3 separate regions of the Homo sapiens genome follow, and all the other regions are linked to region 1. A link is a contact called in ENCODE Hi-C or POLR2A ChIA-PET data. All regions are on one chromosome and are shown on one strand. The core of a region is the stretch at or near the end of the contact, and the rest is flanking DNA. Distances in the headings are between cores, read along the strand shown.

What was found. A loop is a pair of places that touch in the nucleus more often than their neighbours do. ChIA-PET counts read pairs that join two places held with the same protein, here RNA polymerase II (POLR2A). Pooled maps may share reads with other maps.
Region 2: a pooled map shows a loop between it and region 1 (1.8-fold over the local background). The contact joins two enhancer-like sites. A Hi-C loop is called at or near these places in 3 of 168 maps with a recorded cell type or tissue (GM23248, ovary and posterior cingulate gyrus), 1 of 37 single-sample maps with no recorded cell type and 5 of 50 pooled maps. POLR2A ChIA-PET finds 5 or more read pairs at or near these places in 2 of 52 experiments (H1 and RWPE1).
Region 3: POLR2A ChIA-PET joins it to region 1 with 11 read pairs in A673. The contact joins two enhancer-like sites. A Hi-C loop is called at or near these places in 4 of 168 maps with a recorded cell type or tissue (HepG2, PC-3, colonic mucosa and 1 more), 2 of 37 single-sample maps with no recorded cell type and 9 of 50 pooled maps. POLR2A ChIA-PET finds 5 or more read pairs at or near these places in 3 of 52 experiments (A673, OCI-LY7 and Panc1).

Annotation. Positions count from the first base shown.
Region 1 is chr16:24,821,666-24,825,029 of GRCh38, forward strand. TNRC6A (trinucleotide repeat containing adaptor 6A) reads left to right here. Exons shown (of 25, transcript NM_014494.4): 23 at 412-482; 24 at 1,209-1,348; 25 at 1,767-3,364. The coding sequence ends at 2,142. Among named protein-coding and RNA genes, the nearest start is that of SLC5A11, 23 kb to the right of the region's middle. RefSeq lists an enhancer at 1,147-1,647. Within about 2 kb of position 1,471, at least 2 of the 41 ENCODE cell types and tissues checked have a DNase peak (open chromatin) inside an H3K27ac peak, as active enhancers do.
Region 2 is chr16:24,584,080-24,587,443 of GRCh38, forward strand. No RefSeq gene overlaps it. Among named protein-coding and RNA genes, the nearest start is that of RBBP6, 46 kb to the left of the region's middle. Within about 2 kb of position 1,517, at least 2 of the 41 ENCODE cell types and tissues checked have a DNase peak (open chromatin) inside an H3K27ac peak, as active enhancers do.
Region 3 is chr16:25,017,662-25,021,025 of GRCh38, forward strand. It overlaps the pseudogene LOC100421171. Among named protein-coding and RNA genes, the nearest start is that of ARHGAP17, 4.0 kb to the left of the region's middle. Within about 2 kb of position 1,495, at least 6 of the 41 ENCODE cell types and tissues checked have a DNase peak (open chromatin) inside an H3K27ac peak, as active enhancers do.

The DNA.
Region 1 (3,364 bases), core at 221-2,720:
TGCGATCGCAAGCTCTGGAATCCCCTTAAAGCTTCATGCCCTGAAGGACACACACGCAGAGTGATCAGACACTACTGAAGTCTTCCCCAGATGGTACCGTTTGAGATTATTTTAGCTCCTATCAATGAGAAGATCTCAAAAAGATGCAGCCTTTTGTGGCTCACTGCCCTCCTCTGTGGTGAACTGGGAGCCATTCTGAGCTCACTGTCGCCAGAGGCAGAGCCCCCTGCCATAGGAGTTAATGCCTGGCCATGGCTAGGGCGAGCTGAAATTCTGGGCCTAGGGAGAAAGCCTCCCATGTAGAAGTGCAAGGAAGTGAAGGAAGTCAAGAGGCCAGGTGATCTGCTAAGTAACTGTAGTTGGGCTCTTTCAGTCCTGGAAAACTGACTTGTCCTTTTTTTCCTTGTTTAGGTTCCAGCTGGGGTGAGAGCAGCTCAGGGAGAATAACAAATTGGCTTGTTCTAAAAAACCTTACACCTCAGGTAAGGATACCAGATACGCTGGTTTATGTGGCTACGCCAGGGAGCATGGGAACAGAGGTTCGGGTCTGTATGTGAGACAAGGGCTGCTAGGTGGTAGTGAAGCCGAGCAGAGGAAACAGCAGAGGAGTGGTCTGTAGACCTCAGGCAGGCTGTGGTCGAATCTGGTGGTTCACGCTGTAATGTGCCTGGGAACCAACCAAGCATACAGATTCCCAGGCCTCACCCAGAGATTGAGTCAGTAGATCTGGGCTAGGGGCTGGGACTCTGCATTTGTATGAGGGCCTGCAGATGAATTTGACACAGGTGGTCCTTGTTGGCACATGGAGAAATCCTGGTCTGCCCCTGAGGTGAGAGCATTTTCTTAGCCCCTGGCCTGCGCCCTCCTCTGGAGGCTGGGTGTTGAGCTCCCACCTCCCTCCTCCCTCAGGGAGCAGAACCTTGATGGATGCTGTCCTCAGGGCAGGGAAGAGAGAAGACATGGAGCCACAGTGGGGATCTGGGGAGTGTCCAGGAGTCTAGAGGCCAGAGCGGTATGGCTCTGGGAGCAGTGGAGGTGGGGAAGATGGCTCTGCACCCCGTCAGAGCAACGTCAGAGTGTCAGTGAAGAGTGGTGCCAGGAGCACAGAGCCTCAGGAAAGAGAGGAGGGGCAGCAGTGCAGCCTGAAACAGCCTCCTGGAGGGCCCGCGGTGACGCCTCTCACTGGCAGTTTCCACACTGTTTCCTAGATCGATGGCTCAACTCTGCGCACTCTGTGCATGCAGCACGGCCCGCTGATCACATTCCACCTGAACCTCCCTCACGGAAATGCTCTGGTCCGCTACAGTTCAAAAGAAGAGGTAGTGAAGGCACAAAAGTCTCTGCACATGTAAGTTGGCTGTTGGGCTCCCAGTTGGAAGAGTCTAGGGGAAGGAGTGTGAGAGCACAGCCTGACCCGGGGCAGTGCACAGGGTCCTGCGTGGGTGGCTCCTGCTGGCTGCAGTAGTGCCCTGATTCCAAGGTCGGCATTCCTAAGCGGGGAATCAGACCTGGCTAGATGGCCCTAGAAAGTCCCTTACGTTGCCCATGGCAGACAGAGGAAGTTCGCTCTGGGCAAGGCACCAGGCCCTGGAGAGCTGTGGGTGCACACTCGGGTGAAGGGAGGGCACGCAGGTTATGTGGTGTAGTCTCTCCCTCTGTGCCTTCTGTGGCTTTTCTAGCAGAGACAAGTTGCACCCTCACTTGTGAGTGAATGAAGCCCTCCTGGTGTGCTGTCCTCACGTGTCCGCGGTGCCTCTCTCCTCTAGGTGTGTACTGGGGAACACTACTATTCTTGCTGAGTTTGCCAGTGAAGAGGAGATCAGTCGTTTCTTTGCACAAAGCCAGTCTCTGACCCCTTCTCCCGGCTGGCAGTCTCTCGGGTCCAGCCAGAGCCGGCTGGGCTCCCTCGACTGTTCCCACTCATTCTCCAGCCGGACCGATCTCAATCACTGGAATGGTGCTGGGCTGTCGGGAACTAACTGTGGAGACCTTCACGGCACTTCACTCTGGGGGACCCCGCATTATTCCACAAGCCTGTGGGGTCCCCCAAGCAGCAGCGACCCCCGAGGAATTAGCAGCCCATCTCCCATTAACGCTTTTCTTTCTGTTGACCACCTGGGTGGGGGTGGAGAGTCCATGTAACAGTGTAGATGCAGACTCACCGACCGGGACCTCAGACGCGAGGGAAAGGAGCACTAAGTGGGGCTCGCCGCCTGCAGCCAGGGGCCGCCTGTGGGAACAGCTATTCTCTGCACATTTTCCACTTTGTTTTCCCCAAAACATATCAGTTTGAATACTTGAATCATGCAGGCCAATATTATAATGTGAAAAGGTATCTACTCTATTTACACTCCCAAATAGCGCCATACATGCTAAACCGTAGAGAATGAGCTCGCTTGTGTCTATTCATCATGTTTAGCCTTTGGATTCTTTTTTTTTTTTTCCTTCTATTCCTCCCCAACCCCCCCCCCCGCCCCTTTTTTTCTCTCTTGCAAAACCATTTTTTGGGCTGATAACGTATGAGCTTTTCCCTTTGCACTGAATGATGTTCTCTCCGTCTCATCGGCAGTATGGGGGGCAGCTGTCCCAGTGTCAATGTTTACTCAAGGGTGTTCTTAGGAGGCGTGCGCTCTCTACTATGCCTTGATGTTGCCTACCTTATTGTGGTATCGTGGAGTTTAAAAGATCAAGTTAGGATGCTGACTTAGGATTATTAATGAAAGTGTTGCACCAGTTTTTTCATGTTGTAAAACTAAAGAATTTCGCTCTGCAGTTTGAAAAACTGTGGCCACAGCTGTGACTTGCAGCCCACCTGCCACCCAGGACGGGCCCTGCACTTTGAATAGGCTTTCCATTTTGTTTTGGAGGTTCTCACTTTGAACCTTCTTGTTTACAGATTTTTTTGTTTGTTTTTTGAGAAAAAAAAATGTTTACTCTTCCATCATTTAAAAAAAATGTAAAAGACAAAAAAAAAATGGAGGATGATTTAAAAGATGCTTTCTATCTCTGGGAAAAAGGAGCAGCATTTGGCCATGTTCTTTTGTTTTTCTATTCCTGTCCCAAATCAAAGAGCATGGTTCTCAGGAAAACCAGTTCCCCAGTTTAAAAAAAAAAAAAAAAATTCCTTGTAGTTTCTTAGAGGAAAAAAAGAAAAACCCCAACTTTTAGCACTGATACTACATATTGCTCTGTTAAAGAATTTTCTCTGCCAAAAAAAAAGAAAAAACAAAAAAACGCTTAAAGCTGGAGTTTGACATTCTGCTTTCAGATGCTGTCTTTTTATTAGTGAGTGATGATGGTTTGCTAATAATCAATAGGTAATAATTTTTTGTAATCCCATCAAGTGGCTCCATATGTTTCTGCT
Region 2 (3,364 bases), core at 267-2,766, 240 kb before region 1:
AATCTTGGTTCACTGCAACCTCTGCCTCCTGGGTTCAAGCGATTCTCCTGCCTCAGACTCCCGAGTAGCTGGGATTACAGGCGCCTGCCACTGCACCAAGCTAATTTTTGTATTTTTTAGTAAAGGCAGGGTTTCACCATGTTGGCCAGGCTGGTCTCGAGCTCCTGACCTCAGGTGATCCACTCGCCTCAGCCTCCCAAAATGCTGGGATTACAGGTGTAAGCCACCACGTCTGGCCCATATTTACAATTTCTCAGGGTTCTATTTTTTTATTTCCTGATTGTTCCCCTTTTCATAACATTCTATTCTTTTTCATGGCTATAATAGGACTTGTAAAGATATTCATTTTGTTGAGGTTTTCTTCTGCTCTTCAAGTTAGAAATTTGTGAGATATGACAAGAGAGTTCTATTATAGAGTGATCTGAGTGTACCACTTCACTGAGGATCTTCCCGGCATTTTTTCTTGTGGTTAGTTTCTTCCAGAGGGGAATCCTCCACTCTTTAGAATGGGGATGAAAAACTATAGTATAATTACAAATCCAGCTACCAGGAATTTTTTGGAGCCAAGTAAGCTTCCATTCAGTATATATAGACAGACTCCATCCTGCTCTTTCCAGTACAGCACCCCTATCCACTTGATGTCCTCAAGTCCAGAGTCCTTCTATTCTTTGGTACCCAAAAGGGCTGCATATTTTGGACTACTTAGAGAGCTTTAAGACATACTGAAGGCTGTATACCTTACCCAGAGTTTTTACTTTAATACATCTGGTGGGGTGGTCTGAACATCAGTCTTTTAAAATCTCTCCAGGTGACTCCAATGTGCAGCCAAGGTTGAGAACCACTGCTCTAGTTGAACCTCTCCAGAGAGTAAGCCTCTAACTTCTGCCAAGGTGTGCTGCTTTGTGTTAACCCTTTGGACCTATCTGCATTCTGGCTTTCAGTGTTCTTTTTTTATTATTTTTTATTTTTTGAGACGGAGTTTTGCTCTTGTCCCCCAGGCTGGAGTGCAATGGCATGATCTTGGCTCACTGCAACCTTCGCCTCCTGCGTTCAAGCGATTCTCCCACCGCAGCCTCCTGAGTAGCTGGGATTACAAGTGTGTGCCACCACGCCCCACTAATTTTTTTTTTTTTTTTGAGACGGAATCTCACTCTGTCGCCCAGGCTGGAGTACAATGGCATGATCTCGGCTCACTGCAACCTCCACCTCCCAGGTTCAAGCGATTCTTGTGCCTCAGCCTCCCGAGTGGCTGGAATTACAGGCGTGTGGCATCACACCTGGCTAATTTTTGTATTTTTAGTAGAGATGGGGTTTCACCGTCTTGGCCAGGTTGGTATTGAAGTCCTGACCTCATGATCCACCCGCCTTGGCCTCCCAAAGTGCTGGGATTACAGGCGTGAACCACCGCACCCAGCCTAGAGTTCTCTCTTGCCTGCATATTCTGATTCACTTTAGGCTTCTAGGTTATGAGTCATCTGGTTTTTAGGCTTCTGATTCAGACCTCTGGTTTTCTGGTCAGCTTACCCCTTGTTCACATGAATTTCACCTTTCAAAAATGTGTTGCGATTATTTCCTCTTCTGCTCTCCCTGTTTGTGCCTTGTTTGACCTTTTATTATCATTACAGTGCACTCTGGAGAAGGAAGGAAGAATATTCGATCCACCATGCTTCGCTGGAATTTCTGTCCTACTCCGTGTCATTAACAGTCATGTTAAAATGTCAGCAGGGGGCTTGCCAAGCCAGATTTAGCAAAAATTGAACCTGTAGAACATCAAAGATTTCCCCAAGACGCTGTAAATTTCTAGGCTGCTTATGTTTTCAAGGCCATTCTAGATTGGTTATTTCTGGCTCCTTGATCAACCATATCAACTTAAGTTCTTTCTATAGATTAAGAAAGTTGTCTTTCATTATTTCTTTTTCTTCTCCAACACCACCACCACCACCATTTTTTTCTTTCTTTTAGTGACTCTGATTGTTTGTAGGGTGTAGCTAAGGGATTTGTCTTCCATATACCTTTTTCTGCCTCTCTTTTTTTGTTTTGTTTTTGTTTTTGTTTTGAGATTGGATCTTGCTGTGCCACCCAGGCTGGAGTGCAGTGGCATGATCACACCTCACTACAGCCTCGACCTCCTGGGCTCAAGCGATCCCCACAACCCTGCCTCAGCCTCCTGAGTTACTGGCACCACAGAACGTGCCACCACACCCAGCTAATTTTTTAATTGTTTTGTAGAAATGGGGATCTCCCTTATATTGTTCAGACTGATCTCAAACTCCTGGCTCAACCAATCCTCCCACCTCAGCCTCCCAAAGGGCTGGGATTACAAGCTTGAGCCACTGCGCCCAGCCCTCGGCAAACTTTTAAATCATTTTTTAAGGTTTCTTTCTGTTGGATAAATCATAGTTTATTTTCCCTAATTCAATGATCTTCATATACAGTCTGCCATTCAGTTTCTCCTTTGTGACTTTTCATTTCAAAACCACCTCTCTCATCTCCATTCCGTCTTCCTTTGCTGCTCCTTTTCTAGGACAACTTGATCAAGTTACATAGATGTAGAATCCACTTCAGTCTTGCTGAGAACATAAAACTGACGTTGGCTCTAATTTTTTGTTATTGTTTCTGAGGAATAGATTTCTGAAGGAGAAAGCAACTCTGAGGCCCCACATACTTGTCATTTAAGTTTTTGGTGTGTGTGTGTGTGTGTGTGTGTGTGTGTGTGTGTGTGTGTGTGTGTTTCTAAAGATGAGGTCCTGTAATCCCAGCACTTTGGGAGCCTGAGGCAGGCAGATTACTTGAGTCAGGAGTTTGAGACCAGCCTGGCCAACATAGTGAAACCCCGTCTCTACTGAAAAAAAAAAAAAATTAGCCTGGTGTGGTGGTGCATGCTTGTAATCCCAGCTACTCAGGAGGCTGAGGTAGGAGAATTGTGTGAACCTAGGAGGCAGAGGCTGCAGTGAGCTGAGATCATGCACTCCACCCTGGGGCACAGAGTGAGACTCTCTCAAAAAAAAAAAAAAAAAAAAAAGAAAAAAGAAAAAATAGTAGTAATAAAATTAAAAATAAAAATTAACAAAAATTAGCCGGGTGAGGTGGCACACACCTGTAATCCCAGCTACTCAGGAGGCTGAGGCAGGAGAATCGCTTGAACCTGGGAGGCAGAGGTTGCAGTGAGCCAAGATCACACCATTGCACTCCACCCTGGGTGACAGAGCAAGACTCTGTCTCAAAATAAAGAAAGAAAGAAAGATGAGGTCTTGCTATGTTGCCCAGGCTGGTCTTTAACTCCTGGTCTCAAGCAATCCTCCCGCCTTGGCCTCCCAAAGTGCTGGGATTACAAGCATAAGCCATTTCACCCAGCCTAGTTTTA
Region 3 (3,364 bases), core at 245-2,744, 200 kb after region 1:
GTGACAGGGTGGTCCAGTCAAGGTGACAGAGACAACGTGACAAGGTTACTGTCTCAAAAAAAAAAAAAGAATATTAAACAGATGGACACTGACCATAAAGAAACTAAAGAAAAAGTGCTCCTAAATTTACTCCAAGAGATTGAAGAGCTAAGAAAATCGCTGCAGGAAAAAGATGCAACCATTAGATCCCTCCAAGAAGACAATCAGAGACTGATTTGATTTTGTCATCTAGTTGAGAAGAGCAGAAGCAATTGACACAACTTATAAGAGAGAAAGCAATTTTTTTAAAAAAAAACTTAAAGGAAGTTCAGAGCTTCCAGAGGAATTATTATACTAAAACCTTAAGAAAGAAAGAAAGAAATTTCATAGCAAACCATAGAGGAAAAAGACAGATGTCTTGCATCCATGAAAGAAAAAAAAATCTGATAGAAGAATTGAAATGACTCAGAGGACAACAAAGTCTAACTGCCCCTGTGGCTGAGCCTAGAATGGTAGATACTATTATGGTACTAGAATTGGAGATATTTCAAATGAAAATAATCAAAGGTAATCTTGAGGAGGGAATAAAGTATCATCAAAATATATTTGAAGGTTGGGCATGGTGACTCATGCCTATAATCCCAGCACTTTGGGAGGCCAAAATCACTTGAGGCCAGGAGTTCAAGAAATCACTTGAACTTTGGGAGGCCAAAATCACTTGAGGCCAGGAGTTCAAGACCGGCCTGGCCAACATGGTGAAACCCTGTCTCTACTAAAAATAAAATTAGCCAGGTGCGGTGGAAGTGCCTGTAGTCCCAGCTACTCTGGAGGCTGAGGCAGGAGAATCGCTTGAACCCAGGAGGTAGAGGTTGCAGTGAGCCAAGATCGCACCACTGTACTCCAGCCTGGGCAACAGAAGAAGAATCCGTCAAAAAAAACAAAAACAAAAACAAAAAAGACTGAAGAGGCCAGGCACAGCGGCTCACGTCTGTAATCCCAGCACTTTGGGAGGCCGAGGTGAGTAGATCATCTGGGGTCAGGAGTTTGAGACCAGCCTGGCCAACATGGCAAAACCTTGTCTCCACTAAAAATACAAAAATTAGCCGGGTGTGGTGGTGGGTGCCTGTAATCCCAGCTACTCAAGAGGCTGAGGCAGGAGAATTGTTTGAACCCAGGAGGCACAGGTTGCAGTGAGCCAGGATTGTGCCACTACACTCCAGCCTGGCCGACAGAGCAAGATTCTGTCTCAAAAATAAATAAATAAATAACCATAATTGAAGAGCAAACACAGAGTAAGATGCAACTGCTTCAGTCTTTAAAAGAGGAGAAAAAAGTAGGAAATGGATGATTTTTAAAACCAGCACAAGCAAATGAGTATCACATACACCCAGCTCTTTTCAGTAAAAGGTGAAGAAATTAGGAATTTGCAAAACACAATAGGAAAAGAATCAAAACCCAGCTGCATGAAACAGGACAAGACATTAAAAGACTCTGAGCCATTTTTCAAGCAACAGAAGTTGAATGTCCCAATATAGAAAGCAGAAGTGAAACGCATAGTTTATTTAAATCTGAAACTGAAAGATTAGTGAAAGGAATGAAAGAGCAAGAATTGGAGATTAATCCTGAATCAAGGACCAGAGGGGGAAAGAAAGAATTGGAGAATAAATTTATAAGTAAAAATAATATGACTTTAAACAGATGGATCAGCTGTCCATCAATGGGGTTGGTCAGGAAGATACAGAGGTGCAGGGCCTTCAGGCTAGAACAGCTTCAGCCTCTGACACCCAGGGCGTTGCTCACCTTCAGCAGCAACTGCAAGCACCTGCTTTGGACAGAGAACAAATACAGGCTGTTTGGAATAAGGCAGCTCAAGAAAATAGCTGTCTCAAAAAGGAAGATCACCAAACAATGGATATTATTGCTGGTAATGAAACAGGCCCCCATAAGCTGCAAGAGGAAAATAAAAAACTGTCCACTAGTAATGGTCAGGAGAAATTTAAAGACACTTTTCAGAAGTCATCATGTCTCATTCTAGAAAAAGACATTGAAACAGATGCATTAAGTCAGGAATGTCAAACTTTAGTGACAATTTTGCAAGCATCCAGCACTGGTCATGAGATTGGAGGTGTTAATGGTAATCCGTTTGAGGAGCTTCCACAAGGACCTAATAAATTAAAACAGCCAGTTAAGAAAATGGAAGTGTGGGCCGGGCGTGGTAGCTCATGCCTGTAATCCCAGCCCTTTGGGAGGCCGAGGCGGGCGGATCACCTGAGGTCAGGAGTTTGAGACCAGCCTGGCCAATATGGCAAAACCCCATCTCTACTAAAAATACAAAAAAAAATTAGCCGGGCGTGGTGGCGGGTGCCTGGGAGGCTGAGGCAGGAGAATTGCTTGAACCTGGGAGGCGGAGGTTGCAGTGAGCTGAGATCGCACTATTGCACTCAAGCCTGGGCGACAAAAGTGAAACTCCATCTCAAAAAGAAAGAGAGAGAGAGAGAGAGAGAGAAAGAAAGACAGAGACAGACAGAAATAAAGAAAGGAAGGAAGGACGGAAGGAAGGAAGGAAGGAAGGAAGGAAGGAAGGAAGGAAGAAAGAAAGAAAAAAATGGAAAGAGCAGCTGGCGACCACAGTGGGTGCAGCATGGGGCAGCCCAACTCCAAGAAGAACTTTGTCACCTTCAAGCAAAGCTTTTAACTGACAGTGATAATGATTTTAAACTCCAGATGAACTGTAGTGACCTGATGCAAAAAAACGAAGGGAATGAAACTCAACTCAAAAACCTGGGGCAGGAGTTAGCACACACGCAGCACAGCATCAGACAGCTCTGTCACGGCAAGGACAGTTTCTTCCCACAGCTGGATATTTTACCCCAGCTCCCCAGAGAAGCACTTTCTTCACATGCCGCAGAATCTCCTCACGCAAGTGAGTCTGCTCTGTCGAGTGAGTCTTCTAAATTGCTCCAAGATATTGAAGAGCTAAGAAAATCACTGCAGGAAAAAGATGCAACCATTAGATCCCTCCAAGGAGACAATCAGAGACTGTCTGATTCCACTGCTGCCATCTCAGAGCTAGAAAGAAAAGAACATATATAAATGCATTCAGAAATTCAGCAGCTGAAGGAGAAACAAAATGTCTTAGACAGGTTACTTAGGGGAAAAAACCTTTTCATCAAAGCCAAAAGTAGTAAATTACATTCTTAGAGAGAAAATCTCACTAATAAATGAATAAAAATGAGCTTTTGAGGCAGGCAGTCAGAAACCTGAAGGAGAGAATATCAATTTTAGAAATGCATATGGGTAAACTAAAACAGGACAATGAAAAAGTAGTAGAAACATCCAGGGGGGAAAAAAAACAGGCCAGGTGCAGTGGCTCACGCCTGTAATC